Regions from separate parts of the Homo sapiens genome. Here region 2 is linked to region 1. The links are chromatin contacts, found by Hi-C or POLR2A ChIA-PET in ENCODE. All regions are on one chromosome and are shown on one strand. Each heading gives the region's core, a stretch centred on a gene start or an enhancer-like site at or near the end of the contact. The rest is flanking DNA. Distances are from core to core; before and after follow the strand shown.

Region 1 (2,863 bases), core at 234-2,733:
AGCCAGCCTGGCTGCCTCCAAAGGCCACGTTCTCAATTGTTAATCTCTCCTCCAGAATCAACCTCAGCCGACTTTACCTTGAAAGGCATAAGAAGCGTAGCTACTCCCACCTGTCACCAAAGTACAGAAATTTCTGATGTAGAAACTGTTATCCAGTCTTACTACTTGAATCCCTCCAGTGATGGATGGCTCACTACCTCTCAAAGGAAACATTTAGATTGTTGGTGAATTGTAATGATTAAATAGCTTTTTATTATTTATTAATGAGTTCAAACACCCTCCTGGTAGTTTCTAACCTTGATAATAGTGATAGTACCCCTGTACTGAGCTAGTAGTATGTGCCTGGCCTTGTGCGAAGCATTATCTTTTTTTTTTTTTTTTTTTTTTTTTTGAGACAGAGTCTGGCTCTGTTGCCCAGGCTGGAGTGCAGTGGCGTGATCTCGGCTCACTGCAAGCTCCGCTTTCTGGGTTCATGCCATTCTTCTGCCTCAGCCTCCCCAGTAGCTGGGACTACAGGTGCCTGCCACCATGCCTGGAAAATTTTTTGTATTTTTAGTAGAGATGGGGTTTCACCGTGTTAGTCAGGATGGTCTTGATCTCCTGACCTCGTGATCCGCCCACCTCGGCCTCCCAAAGTGCTGGGATTACAGGCATGAGTCACTGCACCCGGCCTCGGCCTCGCTAAGCATTATCTTAATACCTTGTTTAATCATCACAACAAATTTATCTTATCTACAAATATAGGGAAGAGACTCAGAGAGGTAAAGTAATTTGGCGACAAGGAGAAAATCAGGATTAGAATCCTAGTCTGTCTGAATCCAAAATCATCCCAATAAGCAACAGTGTGTTCCAGGGGCAGAACATTTGCCTTTGGAACAATTCATTTCATTGCCTTTCATTTTTATTTACTGAGACTCTGCTGTGGGGGAAGCCTTGTGCCAGCTTTGCGGGCTCATGCAAAGATGTATACAAGGCAGTGTTTGCCAGGAGCTTCCCCTCTAAAAAGAAACATGGGTGAGTATAGTGGCCCAGCTGGATCCAGCTTCACAGAGAGTGAGCCTTTGGCTGGAGGGCAGATGGAGTGGAGCATGAAGAGACAGGTCAGCTGACCACCTCCTTTTTTATGGGTCTCGTGGACTGACCATAGACATAAGGTCATATTTCCTTTTGCTTCCTCCAAGGTGTTTTTGTTTTTTGTTTTTTTGTTTGTTTTATCAGAGTGCTACGTCTTTGGAAGAAGGAACTCTCCACCTAGCACTGCTTCTGGCCTCAGTGTCGAACCTGAGAAAGGAATGAAGGCACAAGCTGAAGCAAGCACTGGGAGGGTGGTAACTGCCTGGGGCTCTGGGAAAAGCTGCCAGGAGCTTACAGTTGAAGATAGTTATCACTACTTCTCTATAATACAATACTGTGTTCTTCAAACAGAAAGCCTATGAAACCTTTCCTGATGCCCTCAAGCAGGGTTAGTCACTTAGCATTCAGTACACACCCCTGCTGTCTGACTCACTTAAGCAGCATTGTATTATAATTGTGTTTACATACTCTTCTTCGCTAGAATGCCAGCTCTCAGGACTATGGTGTCTTACATTATAAATCTCTCCCACATCTGGAACGACATGTGGGAAATGGCTTACTAGAGCACTTATCACATGCTAATATATGTTATGCATTTTACTTATTTATTTTGTTTATTATCTGGCCCTAACTGTCTGTTTTATACACAAATGTATCCTCAGCACCTAGGACAGTAGTCAGCATAGCGTAGGTGCTCAGTAAATGTTTGTTAGATGAATGACCATTCCTGAGACTGGAGGAGGGGTGAGCGGAGAACCAAGCATCAGGAAGTGGGGTGGTTAACCCAGAGAGTGCACATTGCTGGCTAGGGAATAGCAAGCATTCTCTATAATGGTGGGTTAGTGTGTGAATTATCCTCATTCTCAATTTAATTTTGAAAGTAGCATCCGTTTAACAGTGGTCCCACAGTTGAATCAGTTGAATGATAATCCACTATTTTGATGAGCCAATGATTTAAAAACTATGCCATAAAAGCAATATCGAAAAATTTCAAATACCACCTATTTTTAAAAAAACTTCATTGAATATGTTAATGGGTTATCAAAAAAGACTTTTCCTGATTTGTTGGAATTTCATTAGAGGACTAAAGGCTAAGAACACTCTCACATCCTAGAGATGCTAGAACATCTGTGCCAGACTTGTGGAGAGGTTCTCCTGGCACCAGGTCATAACCCACCTCTAACCTTTAGAAGAGCAAGTTGAAGAGGTCATCTGGAAGGACTGTTTTGGAGACAGTTGTAGGTATGCTGATTTTTGCCTTTCCTACCTGTGGTACTTTACCCTTACATTGGACCATGTGAAAAGAGAGCCCAGAGAATCATTCAGACAACTTAATATGGGTTCCCTGGAATTTGCAGGACCCAGCAACTCTCAAGGGAGAAATCTAAAGGCTGCTAGATGTGGCAGAATGAAATACAGAAAGACCTATACTGATATACTGATAGCTGCACTTCTAGCTATGGAAAGCCAAGGGGTGTAGTTCTTATGGACTAGATAAAGGTTTCATGAAAGGACTATCCTGGGATTATTTAAAAAGGGACCTGGCTGGGGGTGGTGGCTCAAGCCTGTAATCCCAGCACTTTGGGAGGCCGATGTGGGTGGATCACTTGAGGTCAGGAGTTTGAGACGAGCCTGGTCAACATGGCAAAACCGCATCTCTACTAAAAATACAAAAAAATTAGCTGGGCATGGTGGCACACGCCTGTAGTCCCAGTCACTCGGGAGGCTGAAGCAAGAGAATCGCTTGAACCAGGGAGGCAGAGGTTGCAGTGAGCCAAGAGCACGCCAT
Region 2 (2,863 bases), core at 114-2,613, 34 kb after region 1:
ATATTCCTGTATATTCTTTTGGTTCTGTTCCCTGGAGAATACTGACTAATACTTCCAGTATTCCTGGAGCTGTGGGATGGGTACAGGGAATCATCATAATGCTTAACATTGATCAAGTGATTACACCCCAGGCAATGTTCTAAGTGGCTTACTTCTATTAACTTATTTAATTACCATAACAGTTCTACGATGTAGGCATTTTTATTGTAGCCAGTTAAAAAAGATGAATTGGAGATACAGAGTGGGTAAGTAACTTGCCCAAGGACACACAGCCACCAATGAAAGGTCTGAGTTTGCACCCAGGTGATCTGACTGTAGAATTTGAGATGTAACCACTATGCTTTACTGACTTTCTAAAAAGGAAAAGAAGTGGTGGGGAAATGAGCAAGACAGGGAGGAGCTAACGGATGGATACAAGAGAGGTCTTCAACGCCCAGATCATAACGAATTTTATGAGTGTCTGCAAAGTTCACATAACCCGTTTAAGTGTTTCTTTCAAACAGAGACTCTCAGGATCTATGTATGTGCACATTTTACCCCTCTCCCCTGGACCAGTTGGTTGAACTGGATCCAACTTGGGCCAATAGTAATCTTTTAGGAATTTGGAATTAGGACTGAGAAGTTCTGGATTGGTCTGGACAGGACTGTTAGAACTAAAGGGAGTATATTCAGGAATGGTGGGAGCCACGTTCTGCCCACCTGTGGCCTTGAGACACCTGGCCTTGACAGAAAAAGAACTATAAGTGCAGGGGAGAGCAGGGAAGATTGACGATGAGTCTCCTTCTGTTCTAGGTCCCAGCAGATCCCTGCATTCCAGCCTTCAGCTCTGTGAGGGCCTTCCAATTCCCCCTTTTCCTTCTTATATTAGGGCGCATTGATACGTGGCACTTGCTCCAAACTCCTAGGGATTTTGTACACCCAGAGCATGAGCTTAAACTGTATTTGAAGGTGACAGGGGCCCTCAGAACGATTTAAAAACAGGTAAGAGAAAGAGGGGACAAAACTGTCTTGTCTGTACCAAAGGGTGGAGATTACAGGGAGGCCAATCTGGACTCATAAAAAAGAAGAACTCCCTAAATTAATGCTGTCCAAAAACAGAATAACTTGATTCCTGAATTGTAAGATTCCCTGGCACTTTCTTGGTGCAAGCCCAGAATAATCAACCATGTGACAGAGGAAATTCAAGCTTCAGGAGGAGCAGGAGTGACCAGGGATGACGTCTGGTGTGGCTTCCACACTGAGGTTTTGTGATCCTGTGACTCTGGACTGAGGCCTGGACAGTTTTCAGCCGGCTCTTTGTTTCTGGTGAGGAAGGCATGCCTGGTGTAGAACACACAGTTGTACCAGCTGCCTATGCATGAGAGGGGCTGTGAGAAGATGCTGGCTGCATGGGCCCTGCACTGTCAGTGTGGAGGCAGGAGCCAGGGCCTTTCTTGTTTCAATAAACAGTGTTTCTTCCTCCCACCTGCCATGATGAGCTGGCCAGTTCCGTGGGCATGTTAATGAGCTTCTCTCTGGTGACCGAGACACAGCATACGACACAGCTCCTCTGGCCCCTGAAGGACAATTAAGTCCCAGTAGTGTCTGAGAGCCTGATGGCTGGCTTCTGGGACTCCACACACTCTTGCATACATATTCTCCTTCTCTCCATCCCCACAAATATTGTAGCTGTCTCAGGTTCTAAAAGCAATAATGACTTCTTAGTAAAGACATTCTGAAAAACCTAAAGAAAATAGAAATGATTCAAAATCCTACCGCTCAGAAATAGCTAGTACTCACTTTTTGGTGAACCCAAGGCCCCTCTCTCACACACATCTCTCATTTAATGATCTCATCCTTGGAGCTGTTGTGTAACCTGCTTTTTCACTTAATCACCTCTCCCAGACATGTTGTTATATGTCGATAAACACAGACAGCCCTGATGCTCCTCACTTCCCCCTCTTCTCGCTTCCTGATGGTTTTCCTGCTTCATGTGGATTGCCTGTCTAGCCCAGCCAGCCAAACAGGCTTCCTTCCCTGAGACATCAATAATTGAACAAAAGCCTCCACAGACTCGGGGCTGGGCACCAAGGCACCCGCCCACTGCCCAGAGGCTGCTCAACCCTTCTCTGCCACAACCTTCCTGCTGAGGCTTTGCAGAGACCGGCTGCCAGAAAATCACAGTGAAAGAAAGTGACAACAGAAATTTCTTTTGGCTCCTTGGCTGCCTTGTCTTGCTCCTTCTTTATGGAATTCCTGGTTTGTCTCTAATTATCTAGCACCCAGAGCTTCAGAGCAAAGCCATGCTTCCAACCACTTGTCAAGGGAATGTAGACACTATAGAAAATGGATGAACGTGGCTTTGGACCCATAGACGCTTGGCAGATGAGAGCTGTGGCTCCTCAGCAGGAGGAAGGGTGCCTGATTCACAGGGGAGATGCCTGATGGCGGGTGGGGGGCTGCTGTTGGCATCCCCACTGGAACGTTTGTCCTAATGGGGGCCTGGCTCCCTCATCAGTGGCTTGTCCCAAAACAACAACCAGTGTTCCCAAACCTATACTTCCTCTTTGGATTTTTGTTTTTCATCTAGTTGGAGGGAATAAAAATAGCCCATGATTTCTCAAGCTTGACACTATTGATATTTGGACTGCATAATTCTTTGTTGTGAGGGGCTATTGTATGCATTACATGACACTTAGAAGCATCCTGGTGTCTATCCACTAGATGCCAATAGTATGTCCCTCGGTGTAACAATCAAAAATATCTCCAGACATTTGCCAAATGTCCCTGGCAAGCAATGTCACCCCCGATTGAGAACCACTGGGATAGAGGTTAACAGGGTGAGCATTGCAGCCAGACCAGTCTGAGTCCAGGTACTGGCACT

Evidence for each region. A loop is a pair of places that touch in the nucleus more often than their neighbours do. ChIA-PET counts read pairs that join two places held with the same protein, here RNA polymerase II (POLR2A).
Region 2: a loop to region 1 is called in a map of mammary epithelial cell, with 2.5 times the contacts of the local background. The contact joins two enhancer-like sites. A Hi-C loop is called at or near these places in 2 of 168 maps with a recorded cell type or tissue (PC-3 and mammary epithelial cell). POLR2A ChIA-PET finds 5 or more read pairs at or near these places in 3 of 52 experiments (MCF 10A, PC-9 and endothelial cell of umbilical vein).

Annotation. Positions count from the first base shown.
Region 1 is chr1:64,342,216-64,345,078 of GRCh38, reverse strand. No RefSeq gene overlaps it. Among named protein-coding and RNA genes, the nearest start is that of CACHD1, 130 kb to the left of the region's middle. Within about 2 kb of position 1,483, at least 7 of the 41 ENCODE cell types and tissues checked have a DNase peak (open chromatin) inside an H3K27ac peak, as active enhancers do.
Region 2 is chr1:64,308,156-64,311,018 of GRCh38, reverse strand. No RefSeq gene overlaps it. Among named protein-coding and RNA genes, the nearest start is that of UBE2U, 110 kb to the right of the region's middle. Within about 2 kb of position 1,363, at least 2 of the 41 ENCODE cell types and tissues checked have a DNase peak (open chromatin) inside an H3K27ac peak, as active enhancers do.